Regions from separate parts of the Homo sapiens genome. Here all the other regions are linked to region 3. The links are chromatin contacts, found by Hi-C or POLR2A ChIA-PET in ENCODE. All regions are on one chromosome and are shown on one strand. Each heading gives the region's core, a stretch centred on a gene start or an enhancer-like site at or near the end of the contact. The rest is flanking DNA. Distances are from core to core; before and after follow the strand shown.

Region 1 (4,938 bases), core at 786-3,285, 230 kb before region 3:
TCAGTTATCAACGTATAATCAAAACATTGTAAAACGGGCCGGGCGCAGTGGCTCACGCCTGTAATCCCAGCACTTTGGGAGTCCGAAGCAAGCAGATCACTTGAGGTCAGGAGTTCGAGACCAGCCTGGCCAACATGGTGAAACCCCCATCTCTACTAAAATGCAAAAATTAGTTGGGCGTGGTGGTGCACACCTATAGTCCTGGCTACTCGGGAGGCTGAGGCAGGAGAATCACCTAGACCCAGGAGGTGGAGGCTGCAGTAAGCCAAGATCACACCACTGCACTTCAGCCTGGGTGACAGAACAAGACTCCGTCTCAGGAAAAAAAGACAAAAAAAAAATCATTCTTTTAGTACACTGTAATTTAAAACATTAGAACCGATGTGAACTGTTTTATTTCTTGGTAAATGGCTTATTGAGAACTTTGAATAGCAACTTTTGTTCTCATATAACTTATGACACAGAGAGCAAGCATCTTTTCTGCTTTTTTGGAGACAGGGTCTTTCTCTGTCATCCAGGCTGGAGTGCAGTGGCACAAACACAGCTCCCTGCAGCCTGGATCTCTCAAGCTCACGCGATCATCTCACCTCAGTCCCCCAAGTAGCTAGGACAACAGATGCATCCCACCACGCCTGGTTAATTTTTGTATTTTTAGTAGAGATGGGGTTTTGCCATGTTGCCCAGGCTGATTGAGAACTCCTGAGCTCAAGCAATCTGCCCCCGTCGTCCTCCGAAAGTGCTGGGATTACAGGCGTGAGCCACCGTGCCCAGCCTGAGCCACCAAACTTGGCCACTTATGACACAGAGCAAATATCTTTTCTATTTCTTGGGGAAATTTCTTGGGGCATTTTCACACAACTCTCTAAAGCTTCTAACATTTTATCCTTGAATGTTGAATGTCATGAAATATCTCTGATAGAGTTCCTTTATTGTGAAGTTTTTGGCCAGTGACACTTCCTATGAGGCCATCGTCTTTTTCATCACAGCCACTTTCCTCATTTATGTCCATAAATTCACCTTCACTAAGTTTCTCCAGCTGCAGATTCTCGCAACACTCTCCCCATCAGCTATTTCTTCTATAACTCCACTTACACGTGATTCAAATTTCATGTTCAGCACGGTCATTTTTAGAGGTGGTTTTTGCACTTTAATCTTTGATGACATTAAAGTGTAATCTAAGGGCTATGGGATGCTCAAAAGACAGTAGGCCCACAGGAAAAAAACAAGTAATTGAGAAAAAAGGTAAATGGCCACAAAAAATTGTATTATACTTTTTTTAAAAATCCTTTATGGCAAGAACTATCATATGCAAAATCAAAAGCAGGACTAGATGAAGAAAACAATTACAACTCATATCTGAGACAATCAGCTTCCTTTACATGTAACGAGATCCAGAAGAAAATGATTCCCTACTCAAGGATACAGAATGTAAACAGCTTACAGAAAATAAAAATTTTAAAGCTTAAAACATTAAAAAGTGCTCAACCTCCTTGCAAGAGAAATGCAAATTAAGATTTCACTGAGAACTTCTGATACGATTTGGATGAATCTCAGTAAAATAAATCTCTTATAATGCTGAGAAAAACAAGCCATAAACAAGAGCACACACTGTATGTTTATATGAAACACAAGAATAATGAATAGATACTTTAAGTCAGGATAATGGTTACCTTTCCAGAGGCTGGGGATAGAGTAATGACTGGTATAGTGGTTACACAGGTTTGTCCAATTTGTGAACTTCACCATCTGTAGTCTGTACCTTTTAATGTATTCTGCATATCATAATGAAAAGCATATCTTAAAAAAAAAGTACAAGATACCGTTCTTTATCCACCAGTTTGGCAAAGATAAGAAGTTTTATAACACTCTATAGTGTTATAACACACACTGGTGGTAGAAATATCAATAACTACAACCTCCATGAAGACAACCTGGCAGTGAAATTTAAAAATGCACATATCCAGCAGGGTGCAGTGGCTCACGCCTGTAATCCCAGCACTTTGGGAGGCCGAGGCAGGCAGATCACCTGAGGACAGGAGTTTAAGACCAGCCTGGCCAACACGCCAAACCCGTGTCTGTACTAAAAATACAACAATTAGCTGGGCGTAGTGGCGTGCGCCTGTAGTCCAAGCTACTCAGGAGATGGAGGCTGGAGAATCGCTTGAACCCAGGAGGCGGAGGTTGCAGTGAGCCGAGATCACGCCACTGCACTCCAGCCTGGGCGACAGACTGAGACTCCATCTCAAAAAAAAAAAAAAGAAAGAAAGAAAAAGAATAAATAAATACAATAAAAATGCACATATCCTTTGACCGTGAAATTCTACTGTGGGGAACTTATTCATCAAAACGTTTGCACACATGCAAAATAACTTATATACAATGTTATTCATTGCTGCATTATAAAAAGAAACAACCAATTCTCCATCAACAGGGGCCTGGTAAAATTATAATAAAGTATTATTCAGTCAAAAACAACAACAACAACAAAAACAAAACAAGAAACTCTTCAGATATCGATTTGGGAATGATCACCAGGAAAGACAGTTAGGCAATAAAAGCAGTGCATATAATATTCTACAACGTTTTTGGGAAATACATTGGGAGACAGCATATTACGTACTTTTCTGTATATAGTAACATCATCTCTGGAAGGACACATAAAAAACTAATAATACCCGTCACTCCAGAGAGGTGAACCAAGTGGCTAGGGGACAGATGTGGAAAGGTTTTTTGCTGTATACACTTTTGTACTTTTTAAATTTTGAACCATATAAAATGCTCAAGTGTTCAAAACAAGTTAACAAGTTAAAAAAATAATTACCTGAAAGGGAGGCAAAAACAGACCTGTAAAGAGATTATCAAAGCCCAGACTAAAACAATTGTTAACTCCTCAGAAAAGGTCCATCTAGAAATGTTTTGAAAGAAAAGGCCACCATATTTGGGGTTTAGAGGTACTGTGAAATTGGTTAAATTACTGAGCCGGACACAGAGGCTTGCACCTATAGTCCCAGCTGCTTGGGAGGCTGAGGTTAAGAGGATTGTTTGAGACAAGGGAGTTAGAGACCAGTCTGGGCAACATAGCAAGACCCTGTCTCTAAAATAAAAAATTTTAAAACGTACTGAGGCTTATCACGCAGTCAGTAGCACAATGGCAACAGAAACTAGGTTTCAGAGAATATATTGAGAACTTCTTCAGCAAATCGGGAATCCATGTCAAGCACAATGGCAACAGAAACTAGGTTTCAGAGAATATATTGAGAACTTCTTCAGCAAATCGGGAATCCATGTCAAGCGTAGGAGACACTTCAAAGAGAACATACTGAATGCCTAACTCTTCATTCAAAGACACATAGCAACACACACAAAAAAAGTCAAAAGCTATTTGCCTAATCATAAAGACCCTTAAGAGAGAGTCCAGGAAAAATAAAGAAATAGCAAGATGGGAAAGAGAATCACACTCACTTTTACACCCATTCCTTAACACTCACTGCCTCCTGAGCTCAATACTGCATAAAGTGCCTGGTCTTCCAAAGATACTTATTCCCACACCTAAAAGTTGAGAAAACAAAAAAAAACTAAATTAAAAAAACACATTGTCATTCTGAATATCTTTTTTTTTTTTTTTTTTGAGACAGAGTCTCACTCCGTTGCCCAGGCTGGAGTGCAGTGGCGTGATCTCGGCTCACTGCAAGCTCCGCTTCTCAGGTTCAAGTGATTCTCCCGCCTCAGCCTCCCAAATTACAGGCATGTACCACCATGCCCGGCTAATTTTTGTATTCTCAGTAGAGACAGGGTTTCACCATGTTGGCCAGGCTGGTCTTGAACTCCTGGCCTCGAGTGATCCACTCTCCTTGGTCTCCCAAAGTGCTAGGATCACAGGCGTGAGCCACCATACCCGGCCCTGAATATCCTTTGTCAAATCTTAAAACACATTAACGAATTCATCACATCTTCCAATAAAGACAAGATTCCTGCTCTACTGGCATTTACATTCTAGTGGAAGTTTAAAAAAAAAAAAAAAAAAGGAAACACAAAGCACTCTGATTGTTAACCCCAGAAGGCTGGAACTGTCCTGTGTACATTCCTGAAATAAGAGAGGTAATGGCATGGCACTGATACCTGGTCAAAGTACCAAACATACTGATTAATAATGTTGCTCTGAAACCATGAATCCCAAGAGCTATGGCCTGTCTGTACCGGCTTGTCAGCATTGTTTACTGTTAACAGTGAGACTGATGGTTTGCACCTGGTTTTCGTGAGCCCCTTGAGGTTTCTGCCATTAAGGCTGGTTATGTAGCAAAAATATGCCTATGTGGCCAGCAGGAATATAAGCCCCACTGAGATTCCACTATGGGATCCCTGGTTCCAAGGTGTTCTCTGCGCACATCAGTGATCCTGATCCAAGAAAGAAAGATATCCATATGGCCCTACAGAAGGGGGACAATTGAACCTCACACTTAGCTCCTTCAGGTCCACTGATGGGAGGCACCCTTTGCTTGTGATGTGCAACCTAACTTGAAAGCACTTGCTTTAAGTATCGTTTTTCAGCAATAAACCACAGATTGATGAGCACTGTTACTTTGGATCATGTGACTTTTCTTTAGCAATCAAACCTTGTCCAACTGCCACTGTTAACAGAGATGGGGGGAAAGAAAGGTTAACAGATTGTAATAACAGTGGTTAAAAAAATAAAACCGAATGATACGATAGTGGAAAGTCATAGAGACAAAATGGGATTAGAGAACATGGCCAGGAAAGGAGATGGGGAACATGAAATGAGGTACAAATGACAAGAATCCAACAAAGTGACAACCAGGGATAGGCTCTAAGGAAAGAACAAGTTTGATTCCCACAAAAGTAAGGGTGGCTACAGAGTGGCAAGCAATAAACAAATGGCAGGAAATTAAATCAGAGGCAGGCAGGGGCAGATCACAGAGA
Region 2 (5,407 bases), core at 2,289-4,788, 190 kb after region 3:
ATCTCAAAAAAAAAAAAAAAAAGTGATATATATACACACACACACATACATACACACACACACACACACACAATAGAATACTACTCAGCCATAAAAAGGAATGAAATAATGGCATTTGCAGCAACCTAGATGGAATTGGAGACCATTATTCTAAGTGAAATAATTCAGGAATGGAAAACCAAACATTGTATGTTCTCACCCTTAAGTGGGAGCTAAGCTATGAGGATGCAGAGGCATAAGAATGATATAATGGACTTTGGGGACTCAGGGAAAAGGGTGGGAAGGGGATGAGGGATAAAAGATTATACAGTGGGTACAGTGTACACTGCTTGGGTGATGGCTGCACAAAAGTCTCAGAAATCACCACTAAAGAAATTATTCATGTAACCAAACACCACCTGTTCCCCAAAAACCTTTTGAAATGAAAATTAAAAAACAAGAAACAAACTCCTCAGGTTGTAGACATGAGCTGTTAAAAAACAACAAAAAACAAACATTTAATCTGAATCACATGGGAAAGGCAGGAGACACTGTAAACTTCTTTCCCTTATTAAATTCAAATCTCTTACAATTAAGAAAGGAGAAAAATCATAAAATATATGTATAAAACTTACATTACTTTAAAACAATAAAATAAATGAATAAATAAATAAATAAATAAATAAATGACAGTTGCTGCTTATGATAAGACTTGCTTCATCTCCCCTCTTACCTGTTTGCAAAAGGGAAACTCTGATTTGCTTCCGATGAGGCTGGTGGGTTCATTTTCTATTCAGCCAAGCCTATTTAAGAAAGTAATACTAGTAATCACCATGACAGTAACTACTCTTTCATGAGCACTTACTATTCTCTAGGTAGACACCCATGAAGTTTTTGTGCTTTGTCTCACTTATTCCTCATGACAAACCTGGGAGCAGATTGTAGGAGAATTCAACACACAGATGAAAAAACCTGGCCGGGCGCGGTGGCTCATGCCTGTAATCCCAGCACTTTGGGAAGCTGAGGCGGGCAGATTAACTGAGGGCGGGAGTTTGAAACCAGCCTGGCCAACATGGTGAAACCTCGTGTCCACTAAAAATACAAAATTAGCTGGGCATGGTGGCGAGTGCCTGTAATCCCAGCTACTCAGGAGGCTGAGGCAGGAGAATTGCTTGAACTCAGGAGACGGAGGTTGCAGCGAGCCGGGATCGCGTGCCACTGCACTCCAGCCTGGGTGACAGAGTGAGACTCCGTCTCCAAAAAAGAAAAAAAAGAAAGAAAAGAAAAACCTTGCTAACTTCGTTTTGAACTAAGAACTAGAGCTCTCGGGTGGCGTTGTGGGTAGTCTACTGCACCTCTACAGAGGTGCTTCCTGTGTTCTCTTTGTTCCCTCTTGCCCTTCCTCTACTCAAATAAACAACATTAAGCAAATAAACAGAAAAACCAAAGTGTTTCCTCTTTAATAAAGGGATTCAAGGCCACCAATTTAGTTTGCACACACAGTGCACTTCCCACCTCCAGAGGTCACCAAACATGAGGACTACCTTGCTATTGGTGCTCCTTGGAGCAGTGCAGTGTGGTAGTTCCAGGAACCTTCCATTGTATCACTTGTCTTAAAATAATAGGGACCCAACTCTGCCCTAGGATGTACCAAGATGATGCTTTGGGGGCACTTATAGTCCAGCCTTACTATGCAGGTTGCTTTTAGCTTGGCCCTAGTCCGCGAGGTGGGGTCAAAGCAGCACCTAGAACCTTCTCATACTGCAGATAATACACACCTGCATATGCTTTCTTCTTTCGGGTGCTTTGGCTCTACAAATTTGTGAACTTGAGCTGTCTATAAGATGAGAGTTATTTAACATCATAAATGTTTCTCTCTCTTTAAAAAGAGGAACAGCTTTGTATAAAGATCAACTTTAAGAATATATGATGTCATTATGGTATTGGTTTGCTGAAAGCCTAATAATTGGATTATATTGTGGGTTGTCATTAAGTAGAACTTCACTGTAGATTATAGGAGAGGCTTAACTTGAGTCACAGAGCATTTTGTGGGTTTGTTTTCTCCCCAGAGAGCCAGGCCACCCTCTTGTGTGAAGTAGTTTTTTTTTTCTTGGAGTTACGTACAAGGATGTACCATGTCTGCCTTTGCTGTTTTTATTCCAATGAATAAGAAAAGCTGCTTTTTAATCTGTTTAATTCATTTTCACAGATCAGTGCATTTGCAAAAGTGGAGAGCAGAGACATGAGGTGAAATGGGGAGCCCTGACAAAAGCAATCGGCAAAGGCACAATTTACAATAAATGAGAATCTTGGAATTCTATTGCCAAATTATGCACACCTTTCCAGAAAGAGCAAGTCACAGCAGATCAGATAACTGGCTCACAATTAGCACTGACAAAGAGCAGAATTGCACCCTGTCCTGTTCCTTTTATTTGTTTCCTGTGGGTGTCCATGATGGAGAAGCCTCTGGGAAATTGTGAGGGGATTAGTTTGATTGGAAAGAAGGGGAGAGAAGGAGCTGACGTACAGGGAGGAGGGCCTGCATCATTTAGACCCTTTCCAGGGCTCACTCCTCTGTTGCCTGGAGGCTGAAAGTCTGTTGGATCTTTCAAAGCCAGGAGGGGCTATAAAATCACCTCAGTTGGACCCAAATGAATTAAAATGACCAGTTAACTCCCTTTGAGGACTTTTGACCAAAAAAGGGGCTCAAGGCCTGGCCCACACAAGTTAAGAATACTCCATTGAAAAAGGAAGAAAATCTCAGTATATAGTCCTCATATTTTTGCACTTGAGGGTTCAAATAATGATAATACAACCAAATCCTGAATGACTCAAAGATGTTCATATAACCACATAAATGTGTATTTTTGGGAACTGGGCATAATGTTAATATGTGAAATTGTGGCTAATCCAATGTTCCAATTCTGGCCTTGGATCTCTGCCTCTGTGTCCCTTTGGGCTTCCGCCTGGCTCCATTCTGCCTCCCTTCATTCCTGGCACAACTCTATTGTTTTCTAGTCCAGAACTTGATGTGGTCCTTGCAAATCAGAGAGCCAGATGGACAGGGAAGGAGGTAATATTGAGCCATCTCATTTGTCCTCACAGCATCCGTTTGAGGTAGAGAAGGACAGGAATTAAAAATGACATTATAGATAGACACACTGAAGCTCTGAGAAATCAAGTGCCAAGATGGTGGTGACTGGAGATGAAAACCTAAGGCTTCTAACAGCCAGCCTGAGACTCTCAGACTACATGAAGCTGCTAGCATACAACAGGAAAACAGTAAAGCTCGGTTAATAGTTTTCTTAAAATAATCAGTAGACCACATCCTAGCTAAACATAATGGGAAAATAGACAATATTTCTCTCTCTTTGTTGCATTTTTCAAGCTAGATTTTCTTTTTTACATCCCCTGCCTGGTCAAAAGCATCTGGAAAAGCAGCCAAGCCAGTGCCCACTGTTTCCCTTTTGTTCTCACAAAATAGAATTGCAAACTGAGATTATGCATACAACCTCCTGAGAGTGCAACTGTCCATCCCTGAAGCTGTCTCTCAGCACTGAGCCAGCCCAGTCGGCACCACTGGGCACCAGGCTCTGCCAGGGAAGGGTTTCAATACAAACATCAGGCAATGTGGGCTGCCAACCCAGGCTTCATCACTAAGTGCTGTCCACGTGTTCTGTAGAGACTTCTATGGAGGGGGCTATTTTCTTCTAGAAATATTGCTGGTAAAAAAGAGTCAATACCAGGACTTTAGTATCCTTGTGTAGCTCATGTCTATTTCAATGCTCTTGGATTTCTTCCTCCCAATTGTTATTGTCTCTCCTAGAAGCTTCCTACATTGAACCTTGATGACAGAAAATTGTAATGGAAAGAAAAATCTCTGGCCTGAGAGCTCTAAGACCTGGGTTCTTTTTAATGTATCTACGAACACATTCTATTGCTAGGCCGTTTATCTGGCAGTATGATCTGTCCTAGGGAAATTTTATTCTTAATTAAAAACATTGGTTTTAACCTCAAGGAACTTCCAATCTAATTTAAAGAGACAAGGCGTATGTAATTGTTCCTTAGTTAAAAAATTAATATTTGCAAAATGACTGTTGGTGGTCTAAGGGTTGCTTTTGTCTACCAAGTTAATTCAATTTCAGTGATTTTTTTAATTTATTGTTTACCCTTACTGAATTGCCTTGTTTTAATCTTTGTGGTACAGCCATTGCCAGCTGTAGACTTTCAGTGCTGAAGGTACTTGGAGTTCAGCTCTTTCTTTTTGCAGACAAGGGCACTCAGATCCAGAGACATCAATGCTCTTGCAAGTGTATAAGACACATCCTCTTCCAAATGTATAAAAAACTCACCTGCATCTAATAAGTCATAGTTACTGACTGAACAAGGATGCAAAATACTGAATTGCTTTCGGGCAGCCATGTCTACAAAAGAGAAAATACATTATTTTGTTCCTATAAATGTAGTATAATGCATCTCCAGTAGATAATTAGAAATTTTAATATATAGTAATAATCTGGAAAAGATAAATTTTAAAGAAATACCAGTTATGTCTGTGCAGACAGCATAACTGTTCACTTTCAATAAACATATGATGAAAGTACATAAAATGCCCCCATTCTTCTGTGAAATTATGTATGCAAATGCATCTTATACACCAAAAAATAATTGCAGTAACCTTTTAAATCTCATATAACCAAAGTGGCCTTTGCAAACACTCCTTGCCCCTTCAGAAATAATCACTTGTAAACAATACTCAGAATTAACAGGATTTCAAAGTTTTTTTCCTCTATTACTAAAAAAAAGCCATTGCAGAGAGGGCAAGGAGCTGGTGGGTGGGGAGTGGGAAGTCTCAGAGTTAAGCGCTACTGCTGCCAGAATTCCACACCCAGTGGCTGGTTAGTGACTCAATGTTGAGGGCAATTGAGACAGAATCTCAGCTGGTGCTAAAAAAAAAAAAAAAGGAGTGCAAATCTGCTCTCAGCAAGTAACAGCCTCCATTTTAACTTGGACCAACTGGGTGGAACTGCCCTTCCTTCCTAACCCACACAGTCCTCTGCTACACTTGACTTTCTTTTTATTCTGAATTTACCAGTGAAAAACACAGATGGGGGCTGGGAAGCACAGTGGGAACTGCCCCAGGCTGCACTCCAGGCCCCAGACCTGAATGGGAACTATGTCATTAGTCCATACATTGCTCTCTGGGTTTTCCTTGGCTTGTAAAGTACTTTTTGACTTATATACATTAAAAACAAAAAACAAAAAAACAGCTTGGTGTTGAATTGGGCAGCAGACCTGTCTGTTTGCTCAGCTTGATCTAAATTGGCTTTTGGTTGAAACTTCAGGTGGCTTTTCAGTTTGTCTATGCGCCTCACCCTCCAGGAAGACAACTTAGCCCCTATTTAGCATTTTTGCTGACAGAGAACCA
Region 3 (5,195 bases), core at 26-2,525:
AGGCAGGCAGAGCCCAGGGCGCCCAGTGCCCCCAGGCTGCGACAGCCAAGTCGGTGGGCGCGCATGGCGGGGCTTGAAGGAAAGGTCCAGAGCCGGTGGGAAAGGCCACGCCCCGGGGTAGAGCGCTTCCTTCCAGATCCCGGCCTTTAACTGCAATTCCGTTTTAAGGGCAACCCTGCCCGGTTCACACCTAGCCTTGAAGATGACAGATTGCACTGTGAGCAATTTGCAGGGTGAGAACGGGAGCCTACGACTCCGCACCTGCACTGCCAGAGCCATAAATGCAGCAAATCATGGCCTATAAAATGTCACCACTGCTGAAGTGCAATTTTCCAGGGGTCTTCTGCAGAGGGAACTCCACCACGGAGAGCGACCCTCGGCTCTGCAGCCTAAGAGGAAGGCCCCTGCAGGGTGGGGGAGGGAACAGGGAGGTCTTCCTCCCCATCCCCTTCGTGCCACTGCTCCCCCCTTTGTGACCCCACTCTGCCACGTGGTAAAAGCTTCCGGGGGGAGGCATTAGTTATTTCTGTCTGAGGAGTTTTTGACCAAACGTAAACATCAGAGGAGCGGGAACCCGAGCCCCGCCTGGGCTGGGCGGCAGCGACCCCGACGCCGCGGCGGCAGAGCCGGAGCTCGAAGCAGCCGCCGCTGTTGCGAGCCGCCCCTCCCCCGCCAGGCTGGCGAGCCCATTTTCGCTTGGCCGGTCTCCGCGCTGCCGGATGGATTGCGCCCCACCCCCGCTCCTCTGCTCAGTCATTCAGACTTGGAAAGTCAATAACACGCTGACATCATCAGGGGTTTGTGTATTATTACACGGCTACTTTCCAGAGTACCTGGCATTATCTAAGAGAGGAGCACTCCGGCTGCCCAAGAAAGGGCCTGAACTGGGAGCTTGGCGGCCTCGGGGAGGGGCGGCTGCTCAGAGCCAGGCCTTTCCCTAGTGGGGAGGGCATCTGCAAGGCACAAATTAGAAACAGACTATGAGCTTTTGCTTCACTAAATGCAGATGCACTTTAGATATCGATACATGCTTCATTTTGCCTTCGGGTGCACTTATAAATCATCCTTAAGTGACCTCTATTTCTACCAAAGACATCCACTTGGTCTTTAAGAAGCATTCTTAGTGATCCTCACAAAGGAAAAAAAAAAAAAGGAGATATCTTCTGTGACAGGAAGCCAAAGGCTGATTTTCTTTTTTTTTTTTTTGAGACTCTTGGAGTGTGTGTGTGTGTGTGTGTGTGTGTGTGTGTGTGTGCGCGCGCGCGCGCGCGATTCTCTGTTATGTAATCGCCATCACGGGTGATTAGGTCTTCTAGGTCTTTCCCTCCAGGGCTGAACTGGATGGTTTGGTTGCTGTGTTTTTCTTAAGCCTCACACAGGGCAAACACACATGAAAAACATGTCCCAGATTTATGGCGCAAAACTGCTCTCCAAGCAAATTGCCTTAGAAGACTGTCTCGGTTTTGGAGGAAGGAAATAGATGAATTTGTTGCTAATTAAGACTCCTTATCTTACTACTCTGGCATTTCCTTTTTTCTAGAACGAATTTTTAAAAATAATTTTATGTAGTTTAGATGTTCCCTCCCTTCCCCCTTGCTGTAATGGTACTTGAAATAGCTTAAATAACTAATTGTATAGACAACTGTACTTTTGTTCTACACACACACACACACACACACACACACACCAGTTAACGTGAAAGGCAGTAACTCATACAACATGGTACCTTTTCTGTTTGGCCATACAGACTGTTTCCTTCTTTACACACACAGGGCTGATCTCATTTAAATTCTCTTAGCATCTTAAATTGCAAAAAATGGCAGCCAGCTGAAAACTGGCTACCTGGAGAATTACAAGGGGAGAGAGCTGTTCTTTGGCCTCATCTTAATCTCTCTGTACCTCAAGCAGGGAGTCCATCTCTGATAAAAGTCTTTAGAGCTCCCCAGGAGGAAGCGAAGCAGACATGTTTTTCAACAATGTAACAATTTCCCTATGTGTACTTGATCATTTCGGGAGAACTTGTAGTAGATTATGACTACTTCCCTCCAGATGGTCTGACGGAAAAACTCTCCCACCAGACTTGCACTTCTAAAATCACTTCCCCAGGCCTGGCCCTCCCACCCCACCCCCATTTCCCCTTTCGGAGGTGCAGGCAGCTGGGGAGGCCTGGAACACCAGACCTCCAAGATGGCCCAGCATGTGTTGAGTCTGGAGGCTGAAGCTGCTGAAGTGGGGAAGGGTCGGGGCACTCGCCTCCAACTGGGAGCTATTTACCTAGGGGGTTTCCCTCAGCTCAGAGAGGAGCATGCAGACCTGACAGTCTGTCTTTTTGGTTCTCAAGATGAAGAAACTCTTCAGTCTCTAAGCACTTCCGGTTTTTAGCCCAGCTGACCCTCTCGTCTTTGCCTTAGCCTCTCCCAGACACAACTGCCTACTATAGGGATCCGTGCTAGGGAAGGACGTGGGCCACCTTGCTTTGGGTGCTGAGCTTCGGCAGCGGGCAACGGACTTCCTACCCTAGAGTTTCTGCCTAAGCAGGGGAGGACAAAGTCTGGAGGATCAGCTTGGATAGAACCTGATAAGTAGGAGGCAGGCTACCAGTTGCCAAAGTTCAGCACCCCTAACTAGAGGCTGACAAGGTTCTTTGCCTAGCAAGGAACCTTATATTTGGCAGAGGAGGAGAGAATTCAGTGAAGAAGAGCCATGTTGGGGGGATGGAGGAGCAGGAGTCTCTGCCCTGGACAAGCTCAGTGTGTTGGAACAGGTAGACACAGAAATGACCGCCTGAGAGCATGCCCTCTGCCCTTCAGTGAGGGCCTCTAAGGGGCTGGTCCTCCTGTGCTGTGGGAGGGAGAAGGAACTCCAGGTGACCGTGGCATCAGGCTATTCCTCCCACAGCTGGCCCTGGAGGAACCCTGGTAATCTGATGGGCTAGGAGCGGTCCTCCGGGAGTGACATTATTTCCCCCGTTCCTCTGGTTCTTTACTGCCAAATATTTGTCAGCTGGAAAGAACTGGTTGCATTTTGATTCATAGGCTTGTCTCTTTCAGGCGGTCCATGTGACGATTCTAGACACGGAGATTCAGTTATCAAATACAGCATCCTCCAGTGGTCCGCTTGCTTTGATGAAGACCACAGCAATGCTTCTTAAACTGTCATGGGCAAGATTTTTAATCTACTGCCCACTGATATTTTTGTTTCTAAAAAATTAGGGAAATAAAACAGATGTATAAGATACAAGCCAATTTTTTATTATTAGATTCAGAAAATTACATGACAAAATTACCCTGTCAAACTGTTATGGCTATTTCTAAGTGTTATTCTCAGTTGCTATGCACATCTCATTGTGGAATGCAAGAAACAGTTGTTGAACCTGGGACCACACTTCCAGTTGCACTGGTGCAGACATTGAACGTGGATTTAGCTCCCATTTGTATTTAGGTTAGCCTGAACAGTTGTTTTTAGAAAAGTTGGATTAAAAATCCAGAGGATTCACAGGAAAATCCAGCTTTTCCTGAAAAGTAAAAAGCTGCAGGCAACAGAAGCCTTGTCAACAATTGGGTGGGGCTGGATAGCAGCTGCCCCTTTGAAACCCGGCACACAGCCTTCTGTTGCCTACAATTCCAGCCTCTCCCTCTTTTCTCACCCATAGGCAGGTTCCCTCATTTAAGCTACTTGCTTGACTGCAGAAAGCATTTGAATCTGTGTATACCTTAGCAGGATATCCACTTGAAATGAGCTGCTTCAGTATTTTTCTAGCCTCCCCACAGGGAAAGACCACTCTGCAAAGGTCAACGGAACCCATCCAGTGTGGTTCCGAGACTGGAGGCTGTAGTGTAGTACAGAGTTGCTGTGAATCACTGGGTGTCCTAGATATTCTCTAGATAAGTGGATCATATACTTCACATCTATATGGGTTAAAATCTTTAGATGCTATTTTGATGAATATAACAATTCATTTAATAATTTTAAGTGTTACTGAATACCTACTAGTTTGTTTTTTTGTTACTTGATTTTTCTTGGTTAATAGGTATAGAAAGTAAAACTATGACTGCTTTTATTTTTAAAATGTTCAAGAAGGGATACTTCCTTATGAAAAGGTTAGGGGACTGCTATTCCATATTAGTTGTCAGCATCACACTGTTTTGTGCATGTACCCCCTAAAAGAATCTTGAAAAACAATGTATTCCGGGCTCTTTTTAAAAATGATAGCTACAGTTTGGCATCCTAAGTGGAAGTTGTTGCAAAGGAAATAATATCTAGTATATTGCAAAAAGTTGACATTTTAACATAACATCACTTTAAAAAATGTATCCAATAGGATCCAAATACCACAGCAATCGGATACCCATCATCGTTCACTTAAAAAATTCATGAGCAAGCTCTTCTTTAACACTGGCAGGTTTTATATCATTTTTTTCTCCTCGAATTGATGTAGCCATATTTATATCTCATCAACAAAATAAATATAAATTTTAATTAAAAAATTATGTGTGATTATATGGCTCTAAGAGTAAAAGATTTTTTTTTTGAGACAGAATCTTGCTCTGTTGCCCAGGCTGGAGTGTAGTGGCGTGATCTCAGCTCACTGCAACCTCCACCTCCCGGGTTCAAGTGATTCTCCTGCTGCCTCCTGGGTTCAAGTGATTCTCCTGCATCAGCCTCCTGAGTAGCTGGGATTACAGGCATGCGCCAGCATGCCCAGCTAATTTTTGTATTTTTAGTAGAGACAGGGTTTTACCATGTTGGCCAAGCTGGTGTTGAACTCCTGACCTCAAGTGATCCGCCCGCCTCAGCCTCCCAAAGTGCTGGGATTATAGGTGTGAGCCACTGCGCCCGGCCAAAGTGTTAACTTTTATTGATAATATATATATTAATCAGGAGAATATGGCTTTTCTTCCAATTAGCTTATGTAGCTATGGTTGACTAATATTATCTATTACTAGACTGACAAGTTCAGCATCAATTCTGTTTCTAATTTGTTGTTCACATATGTGCGTGCACGTGCACAGACATACTCAAGAAACTTGATAACATATATAGGTGATGTAAGTAGTTTTTTTAATAGCAATATTATCCCCAGATTCTCCAAACTCCTTCTGAATCATTTGTCAAAGATCTCATGGCTTGCCAGAAATCAGTTGTGATGAAACTCTATTTCAGTCTTGTGGAGAGCAAAGAATAAGAAGCCATCT
Region 4 (5,500 bases), core at 276-2,775, 250 kb after region 3:
GGCTCTTGGATCATATTTTGAGTATCTTTTGTCAGATACTCTCAGGTGAATTAGTCTCCCTGTTACCTGCATTCACACAGAACTGTCTATACTTTTACCATGGCAAATTGTATTAGAGCTGTTTAGGTTGCTCTGCCTGTTCCATTTTAAACTTTAGGAGGACAAGAGCTTTTTTGAGTCTGTCTCCCTCATCTTGGCCCCTCTGGGCCTATTTGCCAATGAAAGGGGTTTAGTCAATGTTGGATTTTCAGCACTGTTCCCAGGAGGTGTCAGGAGCAGGAGGATTCAGAATCATTTTGCCATAGTGGTAGCCTTCAAGGAGTTTATAGTAATGTTAAATAGAAGATTAATGTTAAAAGAGAAACTTTAGCAGATTAAACCTTTAAAGAGTTTATTTGGGCAGACAGCAATTCATGAATTGGACAGCTCTAGACTGGAAGTGGTTCAGGGCTTCAGCAGAGGTGGTTGATGGAAAAGCTTTTACAGGGTGAATGAGAAAGCAGAGCAAAGAAATTATTTGATTGGTTGAAGTTTGGAAAATTGCCCTATTTGGACTATCTTGGTGGGAAGTTCAAGACAATAATCAATGCCCAGTTGGCTATGTGATTGGTTGAGCTTAAGTTTCATTTCTTTTAAATTAGCCTCTTGCATGAAATGAGGCTGAGCTAGGTTTTAGTTTCCTTAGGTAGGAACCCAGGGTTCCTGTCTAATGGCTTCTCATTTTATTATTTCAATGTTAACTTGCATAAATATATAGCAGATAGTACACAACAAATAATTGCTGAAGTTTGTGATACATCTTATGAAAATGTAGGTAGAAAATAAGGTGCCCAGTGAATGCTGGGCCAGACTTAGATTTCAGTCTATAACTTGAGAGAGACCTTCCCATTGAAGATGGCAGCCCTAAGTGGTTGTTTATATGGACAATGTACTCTGTGCTTTAGTTTGCTCCTCTTTCAATTGAGGGGTTCAATTAAGGGATCCCCTTAATTTCCATGGCCATATGATTCAGAAGTGTCAACAATGGAATAATCTACTATGTATATAGTTTGTAGAAAATAGTTAGAATGCACATATTTTTTCATCTTTTTTTTCCCAACCTGCCTAGGTGAAAATCTAACTTGGACATACTTCTTTATAGCAACATCTCTATAGATACAAATGACAATTTAGATCCAATTTATCACTTACTCATGTTAACTAATGTTCACTCCAGTCAGCTATATTGAAAATATTAAAATAATTAAACAAATTTCTGGGAGTTTGTGATAATGGGATTTGACTGGTTCTTCCTTTGGTATTTTCTGTGATGTTTCTCCTTCATTTTATTGCCAAAGTCAGAGGGATTGTTATAGTATAGGCCTGAAGCCTGCTTTCAGGATCTGTGCAGAACCAACCAACCAAGAGAGCCTTTTATTTTGTCCCCCAGTTGACCTCCTTCCAGATATGCTGAGTCCATTTCCCTGAAATGACTGAGCGGGGAGAGGTAACTGCAGCTGTGTTTGGATACCTTCTTTCTCTCCCTTGGCTCCAGCCCAGGGAAACGCACACACTCTTTCACAATCACACAAACCACTTCATTATCATATTTTTGAGGATGTTGGCCAGGGGAAAGGGCAGACCAGTCAGTAGGCTGGAAAGTTAGAAATGTGTGTGTTTATTTTTCCCTCCCCTCTCCACTGTGCTATTGGAACTGGTATAGAAAGGGAATAGTCATTCACAGTTGCCCCTTTTCAGGAGGGTGAAGTTCAGAGGAAGAAATGTTTGCATAGACATTTGATAATCATAATAAAAAGACCATTAGAAGCTCATTGATTAAACAGTTACTGCAGATTTCAACTACAACTTAGAACTGTTTTTTTTGTTTTTGTTTTTGTTTTTTTTTTTTTTTTAGACAAGGTCTCTCTCTGTTTCCTAAACTGAGTGCAGTGGCATGATCATGGCTCATTGCAGCCTCAACCTCCTGGCCTCTTGGGCTCAAGCAATCCTCCTACCTCAGCTTCCCGAGTAGCTGGAAGCACAAGCATGTGCTACCATGCCTGGCTAATTTTTTAATTTTTTGTAGAGATGGGAGTCTCCCTATGTTGCCCAGGCTGGTCTTGAACTACTGGGCTCAAATGATCCTTCTGCCTCGGTCTCCCAAAATGTTGGGATTTATAGGCATGAGCCACTGCACCTCACTAGATACTTAGGTACTTTGGAAAGAGGAGCCCAGATGGGCAAATGTATTAAGGGTTTGTCATTTATGATTGGCACTAGAGCTGTATCACATAGTGTGGAAGAAAATTAAATTAATTCTCTCCCTGTAAATGTGCTTTGTAAAATTTTAATGTGCTATGTAAATAAGTTGGTAATGTTTTCAATGCATAAAGCTGTAGCTTAGATTCAATGAATGTTTATTTTTAACTTATGAAGTGAGATTGTAGCTCATTTTATGAAAGAGGCTAACAAACCTTTGGATGTATAAATTCTGATATATCTATTGAACAAGGTATATGTTTTATTCAATGATCCGATATTGGTGACCTACTATGTGAAAATTACTTGAATAATGATAGTGAATACTTTTATGATACTATGGTTTACATGCTGTTCTTACATGGCATTAATTTATTTTGCCTCTATGAATACTATCGGTTATCACCTCCTGCAGATGAGGAAACAAAGGTATGGTTGTCTTTGACTTGGTTTTAGCGATGGAATTATAGGTTTCAAAAAATAGCATGGGAGTGCAGAGGGAAATCTAGGAGGCAGGATCTGAGTTGTGAACATTAGGAAGTTGCTAGACAAATGCTACGGTTTGAACGTGTCCCCCAAAAGTTCATGTGTTGGAAATGTAATCTCAATGCAACAGTCTTGGAAGGTGGGGCCTCACAGGAGGTAATTAGGTCAGGAGGGCTCTATCCTCATGAATGGCTTAATATTGTTATTGCAGGAGTGGATTAGTTATTGCGAGAGTGGGTTTGTCGTAAAAGCAAGTTCTGCTGCATCACTGTCTTGCTCTTTCTCCCTCTCTGTCACATGCACTCTATGAGAAATACATTTCTTTTCTTTTCTTTTCTTTTTTTTTTTGAGATGGATCCTTCCTCTGTCGCCCAAGCTGGAGTGCAGTGGCCCGATCTCAGCTCACTGCAACCTCCACCTCCTGGGTTCAAACAATTCTCCTGCCTCAGCCTCCCAAATAGCTGGGATTACAGGCGCCCGCAACCATGCCCAGCTAATTTTTGTATTTTTAGTAAAGACAGGGTTTCACCATGTTCGCCAGGCTGATCTCAAACCCCTGACCTCAGGCGATCCACCCGCCTTGGCCTTCCAAAGTGCTGGGATTACAGGAGTGAGGCTCCGCGCCGGGCCTAATTTCTTTTCTTTATAAATTACCCAGTCTGTGGTATTCTGTTATACCAACACAAAATGGACAAAGATAACAAAGGAGGTAGGAAAGTACATTGAAATGATTCCACTGTCACAAACATTTCTAAATGCTTTTCCAATGTATATGTTTTAAAATTACTTTCAAAATATGTGGCACATTTTTCAGTATTCTCAATTGTGGCAAATCTTTGGATGTGAAAGTATATTTGAATGTTGGACAAAGTGAAATATCATTCACATTCAAGTTTAGTAAATGAAACCAGTTATTTTTTCAATATTGGCAAATGGCTTAAAAAATAATACTAATATTTTGCATGTGCTTCATATATAAATAGGTTCTAAAGCTAATACCAAAAAAGTCTGAAGAACATTTTCAGCTTATCTTACAACTAGAAGCCCAAATAATAGGAATATGAATTTACATATGCAAATGAAAACCAGCTTCATTTTAAAAGTTTAATGTGGGCATTAGATGTACTTGTGTATTGTGCTTCCAAGGATCTGTGTGTACAGCTCTATTATCATACACTGCATTACAGGTGGGTGTGAGTTCCACCTCCAGCCTGTGAGATGCCTGCAGGGAGCCATCCTGAGTCCTCCGAATTGACACAGTGTCTTTGGGGTAGGAATTTCCCAGTGAATGCTTACTTAAATGAATTCAGTAAGTGCGTTTTGATTTTTCCATAGATTGACACAGTGGAACAGTGGCTAAGAGATGATTCTTTACTATAAGCACCCTTCATAGGCAAAGTGGGAATGTGCTTATTGATGAGGTCAAATAATTCAGACTGCGGTTCCCACATTGGTCTTGAGTAGTGGATGGCTCCACTAAAACACTAGGTTTCATGGGTTTCACCTGTTTTCTGGTAGTTAATTTAAGGAGATGGTGCACTAAGACAACTTAGATGGAAAAAATAAATAGCAGCATAAAAAGCAAACTGTGATTGTATAGAACTGTGAGATAATATTCAACTTCGTTTCATTTATTTATTTATTTATTTAGTGACAGAGCGTCGCTCTATTGCCCAGGCTGGAGTGCAGTGGCACGATCTCACTGCAACCTCCGCCTCCTAGGTTCAAGTGATCCTCCTGCCTCATCCTCCTGAGTAGTTGGGATTACAGGCACCTGCCACCACTCCCTGCTAATTTTTGTATTTTTAATAGAGATGGGGTTTCACCATGTTGGCCAGGCTGCTCTTGAACTCCTGACCTCAAGTGATCTGCCCACCTTGTCCTCCCAAAGTGCTGGGATTACAGGTATGAGCCACTGCACCCGGCCTCAACTTGATTTTAATGTGTGGGTGAGAAATATATGTTCTCATGTACTCAGTTTTGGTTTAAGTGTATAAATGGACTTACACGTGACACAGGTTGGAAAGAAGCAGAACACTTTAGGCAACAAGGCACTTGATGAAGCACCATGGTACTCTAAGACCTTCTCCACTTTGTCCACATCCCACCTTCCTTTCATGATGCAGCTCTCATTCCACCTCCTTCCTGAAATCTCTCCTGACCTCTTCATTCTAATTAACATACCTTTCTCCGGACATCCAGAGCATCTCATCTTGCCTTTCCTAAGGTACTTTTTCCCAACACCTTCCACCTGGTTTAATACCTATCTGTATATATCTTCTCCTCCTCCCCACCACTATATATTATGCCCCACATGCGCAGAGTCTGTGTATCTACATCTTTGTCTCTTTACATGGTGTCTGGCACAGCACCTTCTTCAGAGTGGGTTTTCAATATGTGATTATTGAAAAGTAAATGAGCAAGATGGCCATGACAAAGCAAAGGAGTAATAAACAACTTCTTCCTAAGAGACGAAAGATATACAATGTTTTGCTTTGTGAATACACAGCCATGCAGGTCTAGAGAGAAATGCAATGTACGTTTATTTTTGTTGTGTTTATTTGTTCTTAGTCAAGGTGTCTAATCTACTATGCTGTTTCCTTATGCACAGATGGAAACTTATCATGCATAGGAGACTCTGAAGGAAATAATTTTTGTTTAAACTTTGCCTTAGAAACTTCAAGGGAATTCAGAACAGGATTTCTTTAATGATCTGGCTGTATTATATTACCGATTACCAAGCTGAAAAATGCTTGGCAGAACTTTTGGCTTCTGA
Region 5 (4,998 bases), core at 838-3,337, 160 kb after region 3:
TCTTGGTTAGTCGGGAGCTTTACAGATTGATTTTCCCCCTCCATGATTGACATCTTCTTCTTGGAGACTTTGTGTGTTTTTTTGGTGAAGTCATTATGAGATGCTACACAGCTGCGATGTATGTTTAGAAGAGGCACTCTGCATTCAGTCCTACCGCCCTTCCCAATTGCCTATGAAACAAGAAAGTCTATTCATGTTGCTATCTGCTGTTTAAAGAACATTCATGTGTCTCAGGCTGGTGTAGTCCAAATATGATGCGGTAGGAAGGTGTTAGCAAAATTCAAGATCCTAAGGAGACATTTCTGGTGGGATAACAACAGTCTGACGAGGAGCTACATTTCCTGTCTTAGCATGATTTATATTGTTCCTTGCCCCCACGATGCGGAACAAGAATAACATTTTTACAAGAGACCTATATTTCTGCACAAAGAAGGGTGAGGGTGGGTGGCGTGAGAATCTCCTTGGTGATGCTTTGTCTGGAAATTCCTCCTTCTTATTTGGCAACTTAGAGAAACTGGGAGGCAGGGATGTTGAGAGAAATATGACAGGGTAAGACCATTTGGGGCCCAGCAGATGTGCTCAATTGAAGTAGGACATTGCAACCCATGAGGTCAGTGACCTTGTAGCTATGCAGCCAGGGCATAGTTCCCTAGAGAATGACAAAGGCTTGAGATCTGTCCTTTAAGGATGGATGGTCAAAGGTGAAATGCAGCCTGGAGAATCCAGACTGGGAGTGCCACAGGAAGGGAGCACTATGGGTCAGCAAGGCCTGGGAGACAATGTGCTTGCCTGGAACCGGAGCTCAGCACAGGTAGATGCAGTGTATAAAGTGCGAGAGACAATCAGAGGAGGTGTGAGTTTCCCTCGGAGGATAGCAAGGAGGGGCTCTTTCAGCAGTATAAAGCAATGTATGAACTGTACAGGCAAAGAGACAAAGACAGATGGAATATACAAAAATATAACCCGTAAATAGCAACAGTGGTGGCAGGAACAACTAGAACAGTCAGCTCCATGCATTGGAAACTGAGCTTAAATAAATTCGGAAGGAATAAACTATTAGAAACATGGACTCCAGAGAAAAGATGGTGCAAAAAAACCCAAAAAACCAAAACCAAAACAAAAAAACCCCCCACAGAATAGATTATGTCTTAGCTTTATAATAGAATACTATGAAGTCATTGTAAAGAATACATAGATTTATTTGCTTTCCTATGAATGTCAGATATATACTAAGTGAAAACATTATGTCCCAGACAGTGTACTCTGATCAATTTGTGGGAAAAAACTGTATATATACATAGGTATGTGCATGAATATGTTTGTGTTTATATGCATTTATGTCTGTAATATTTTTCTATGCATATTTACATGTATGTGATATATGGCACATTTTTAGAAGTTTTTGTAAATCTTCTAGTAGTTTTAGGAAACAATTCAGAGAGGGTCAAGTTGAGATGGGGGAAAGATTAGAAGAGAATATGAAAACAGAAACTTTAACTTTATCTCCTTGTACACCGTTGGCATTTTTTTCTTTTTACACTAAGTGTATATTACTTTAGTAATGATAACAATGATGATGACGATGGCAATGGGCAACAATAAATCACAAAGCAGAACTAGTGTGTATGTGGCAACTTTGTTTCTGTTCTCATTAAAGGAAGCTAGAATAATTTAACAATTGCTTAGTGAGTGACCAGTAATTCACCTAGCTGTGTGTTACTCATTGAAATGTGCTATAGAGGGGACAAAATTAAAATCTGAGGATACTTAGGTATGCTATACCGTGTTTTCATCCCTCAGTGAATCCTTTCATGTCCAAAGTTCTGAGTGTACCCTCTCAGTCAGCACAACCAGAAATTCTTTGGCTGAGCTGACACTGGCTAACCTTGCTGCCGCGATGCACGTGTCCAGGTCGGGCCTGTTGATTCCGGCTGGGGTGTCTCTAGTCACAGAGGTTCCGGCCACACAGCTGGTGCCAGAACAAGGGTCTGGCTCTTCTGTTAATCAGCCTTACTGAAATGAGCTGCAAACACAACCGAATGCTTGAGCTGACCTATGATCCTTCTGATTCAGGAATGTCTCATTTAATGCATCAACGGGCTTGAGTCTCCCCTTCCAGTGTGGGAGAACATGAACTACTTACATATCTTCTTAGGCCGGAAGGAGGGAGGCATTTCTCAAAAGCTATTCCTGAATGTCTTCCTCTTGTGATTTTAAGGGAGGAGGAGGCTTGTGGGGGTGGGGGATGGATAACATTCTTCAGTTTCTGGCTGGGATGCCAGCCCAAAAATCTTTTATTTTTTTTTTCTGCACCATATGGATACAGGAAAAATATAAAGGATGTGTTCTTTGCCCTTGAGGAATTTATAATCTGGTTGGGGGGCAGCCAAACTGCTGCTGGGTAGCCTCAGATCGGGTGCAGCATGAGCTGGTGAGAGGCCGTGTGTGCTGTCCCAGCAGGCCCCAGCTGTTCCCTTTTCTCGGGGTCTCGGCCTGAGCTCCGCCTGGGGCTGCAGGTCAGTGGGCTGCAGGCAGGCACTGTCTCATTTCTTTTGTTTCATAGCATTGGTTTTGGCCACAGTCAGGAATTTTTCAAACTAAAAGCTTCTGGTGAACAGTCTCTGGTTCAAGTTCACAAGCCACATCATTAATCATGAATAAATGGTTGTAGAACACCCTTTCTCTTGCCAGGGAAAATACAGAGAGTTATAAACACACAAACAAATAAACACACAGCGCCCCCAACTAGAAAATTGATACCTTCTGTGGCCAGGGCATTTTCAGAATTGGAAGACTTTAGACACCACCAGGTTAAGCCCTGTCATTTCAGTTTAGGGACAGAGAAGTAAAGGCCCATGTTCCATCGATGAGAGATAATCTATTAAATAGCCCATATTTTCTGACTCCTCAACCAGTATTTTTTCCCATGGTAGAATTTGAGAATGCCTGTTAATGTGGACTGAGTTCATGTCATTCCACTGTATGTAAAATGAGAGGAGATGAATTTCTAAGTGATAGCTTCGTTTTTACTTTTTGATTAGGTGACTACCTAAAGGCAACATGAGCAGTAAGAAAATAAAAGTTTTTTTTTTTGTTTCGAGACAGAGTCTTGCTCTGTCTCCAGGCTGGACTGCAGTGGCACGATCTCCACTCCCTGCAACCTCCGCCTCCCGGGTTCAAGTGATTCCCCTGCCTCCTGAGTAGCTGGGACTATAGGTGCGCGCCACCACACCTGGCTAATTTTTTGTATTTTAGTAGAGACAGGGTTTCACCATGTTGACCAGGATGGTCTTGATCTCCTGACCTTGTGATCTGCCCGACTTGGCCTCCCGAAGTGCTGGGATTACAGGAGTGAGCCACCATGCCCAGCCAAAAAATTTTTTTTTGAGAAGGAGTCTTACTCACTGTCACCTAGGTTGAAGTGCAGTGGAGACATTTCAGCTCACTGCAACCTCCACCTCCTGGGTTCAAGCGATTCTCCTGCCTCAGCTTCCCAAGTGGCTGGGATTACAGACACGCCACCACGCCCGGCTAATTTTTGTATTAGAAAATGAAAAGTTAATTTATCTAATTGGGTTTTTGTCTCTGTCAGGTATGAGAACAGAGTAAAGATGGGCTGGGATGGGGAGAGAGAAGGGCCTGGGTCTGCAGATTAGATGGCCCATCAGAGCAAGTTAGGGGCTGAGGTGGGTTTATAGCAGAAGCAAGAGAGATAACATCTAAGTGAAGGTGGGAAAGAGCAGGGGCTGATGTCTGGCAGCGGCAGCAGGGAGCGGGGATCTGTCAAGAAGAGAACCAGCAAGACTCCAGTCCAAAAGGACTTGTGACCAAGGCAGGGATTCAGCCATGGGAAATGAAGAACATCCCCAGATACTGAAATGGGCTGCTGAGCCAAGGACTGAGTTATGAGAAGTAAGGCAAAATTTTAGAACTAGGCACAGAGTTCTACCTGGATCAACAACAGGGCTCACTAGTGGAGTTGAGCCTGTGGAGTCTAGAGTCTGTCAGGTTGGGATTCCTTAATTTCTTCCAAACCATGAATGGGTTCTGGTGTAAGGCTTAAGTCAGCAGGAGGGAACAGGGAGTCGGGCTGGTAACTGTAGGAGGTAGATGGGAGCAGAGCCTAGAATTTGGAAATGGATGAATTAAAAGCAGCTGGACAGTTCAACACAGAAGGGATTGGAGGTATGTGAAGGAGAATGGGCCCAAGGTCAGCTCAGAAAGGCTTGGCTTTCCTGGTTCTCAAAAATTTTAAAGAAAAGCTGTTAATTAGAATGGTTGTTCATCAATGTATAAAAAAATAGAAAGGCAGAGTCTAGAGGCAAATGTTGGCAGTGCCTGTACAAACACTAACCGGAATAAAGGATGTGAATGTTATCAATAAACTTGGAGTTTCTGGGTCTCACTGCTTGTATTAGTCTGTTTTCACACTCCTATAAAGAACTACCTGAGACTGGGTAATTTATGAAGAAAAGAGGTTTAATTGACTCACAGTTCTGCAGGCTATACAGGAAGCATAGCTAGGAGGTCTCAGGAAACATAATCATGGTGGAAGTTGAAGGGAAAGCAGGTATGTCTTACCATGGTGGAGGAGGAGTGAGAAAGCGAGAGAGAGAATGTGCCACATACGTTTAAATCATCAGATCTTGTGAGAACTCACTATCATAAGAACAGCAAGGGGGAAATCACCCCCATGATCCAATCACCTCCCACCAGGCCCCTTTCCTGACACATGGGGATTACAATTCGATATGAGATGTGGTGGAGACAGAGTCAAACCATATCACTGCTGGACTAGGACTTTGGTGAAGAAGCTATGAATTATGTGGATTGTCTTATAGAAGCTCCTCTTGCCTCCCTCTGGTTCCACACCCTCTAGACAACCTTCTGAGTGAGATTTGACTCCTTATATAGGCAGGACACACCAATAAGTATGCTCTGGTGCAAAGGAAGTTTAGTTTCATTGTAATACATTGAGTTTCTGATTTAGACATTGGT

Evidence for each region. Hi-C counts contacts between places; a loop is a spot of excess contacts on that map. ChIA-PET counts read pairs that join two places held with the same protein, here RNA polymerase II (POLR2A). Pooled maps may share reads with other maps.
Region 1: a loop to region 3 is called in a map of gastrocnemius medialis, with 2.8 times the contacts of the local background. The contact joins two enhancer-like sites. A Hi-C loop is called at or near these places in 10 of 168 maps with a recorded cell type or tissue (CD4-positive, alpha-beta T cell, CD4-positive, alpha-beta memory T cell, CD8-positive, alpha-beta T cell and 6 more), 6 of 37 single-sample maps with no recorded cell type and 17 of 50 pooled maps. POLR2A ChIA-PET finds 5 or more read pairs at or near these places in 9 of 52 experiments (B cell, CD4-positive, alpha-beta T cell, CD4-positive, alpha-beta memory T cell and 6 more).
Region 2: a loop to region 3 is called in a map of dorsolateral prefrontal cortex, with 3 times the contacts of the local background. The contact joins two enhancer-like sites. A Hi-C loop is called at or near these places in 3 of 168 maps with a recorded cell type or tissue (CD8-positive, alpha-beta T cell, dorsolateral prefrontal cortex and naive thymus-derived CD4-positive, alpha-beta T cell), 1 of 37 single-sample maps with no recorded cell type and 6 of 50 pooled maps. POLR2A ChIA-PET finds 5 or more read pairs at or near these places in 4 of 52 experiments (A549, AG04450, CD4-positive, alpha-beta T cell and 1 more).
Region 4: a loop to region 3 is called in a map of IMR-90, with 4 times the contacts of the local background. The contact joins two enhancer-like sites. A Hi-C loop is called at or near these places in 15 of 168 maps with a recorded cell type or tissue (CD14-positive monocyte, Calu3, IMR-90 and 10 more), 1 of 37 single-sample maps with no recorded cell type and 20 of 50 pooled maps. POLR2A ChIA-PET finds 5 or more read pairs at or near these places in 7 of 52 experiments (CD4-positive, alpha-beta T cell, H1, OCI-LY7 and 4 more).
Region 5: a map of thyroid gland shows a loop between it and region 3 (2.8-fold over the local background). The contact joins two enhancer-like sites. A Hi-C loop is called at or near these places in 8 of 168 maps with a recorded cell type or tissue (Calu3, IMR-90, PC-9 and 5 more) and 8 of 50 pooled maps. POLR2A ChIA-PET finds 5 or more read pairs at or near these places in 5 of 52 experiments (AG04450, CD4-positive, alpha-beta memory T cell, CD8-positive, alpha-beta memory T cell and 2 more).

What each region holds. Positions count from the first base shown.
Region 1 is chr3:177,127,901-177,132,838 of GRCh38, forward strand. All of the region lies in intron 1 of TBL1XR1 (TBL1X/Y related 1), which reads right to left. Among named protein-coding and RNA genes, the nearest start is that of TBL1XR1, 67 kb to the right of the region's middle. Within about 2 kb of position 2,036, at least 2 of the 41 ENCODE cell types and tissues checked have a DNase peak (open chromatin) inside an H3K27ac peak, as active enhancers do; they include gastrocnemius medialis, where a contact is called at or near this core.
Region 2 is chr3:177,550,218-177,555,624 of GRCh38, forward strand. The region is part of intron 2 of LINC00578 (long intergenic non-protein coding RNA 578); the gene reads left to right. Among named protein-coding and RNA genes, the nearest start is that of LINC00578, 110 kb to the left of the region's middle. Within about 2 kb of position 3,539, at least 3 of the 41 ENCODE cell types and tissues checked have a DNase peak (open chromatin) inside an H3K27ac peak, as active enhancers do; they include dorsolateral prefrontal cortex, where a contact is called at or near this core.
Region 3 is chr3:177,359,301-177,364,495 of GRCh38, forward strand. No RefSeq gene overlaps it. Among named protein-coding and RNA genes, the nearest start is that of LINC00501, 67 kb to the left of the region's middle. RefSeq lists enhancers at 229-1,070, 581-875, 2,166-2,365. Within about 2 kb of position 1,276, at least 38 of the 41 ENCODE cell types and tissues checked have a DNase peak (open chromatin) inside an H3K27ac peak, as active enhancers do; they include CD14-positive monocyte, PC-9, dorsolateral prefrontal cortex and 3 more, where a contact is called at or near this core.
Region 4 is chr3:177,613,671-177,619,170 of GRCh38, forward strand. All of the region lies in intron 2 of LINC00578 (long intergenic non-protein coding RNA 578), which reads left to right. Among named protein-coding and RNA genes, the nearest start is that of LINC00578, 170 kb to the left of the region's middle. Within about 2 kb of position 1,526, at least 9 of the 41 ENCODE cell types and tissues checked have a DNase peak (open chromatin) inside an H3K27ac peak, as active enhancers do; they include CD14-positive monocyte and PC-9, where a contact is called at or near this core.
Region 5 is chr3:177,514,349-177,519,346 of GRCh38, forward strand. The region is part of intron 1 of LINC00578 (long intergenic non-protein coding RNA 578); the gene reads left to right. Among named protein-coding and RNA genes, the nearest start is that of LINC00578, 75 kb to the left of the region's middle. RefSeq lists an enhancer at 2,197-2,961. Within about 2 kb of position 2,088, at least 15 of the 41 ENCODE cell types and tissues checked have a DNase peak (open chromatin) inside an H3K27ac peak, as active enhancers do; they include heart left ventricle and thyroid gland, where a contact is called at or near this core.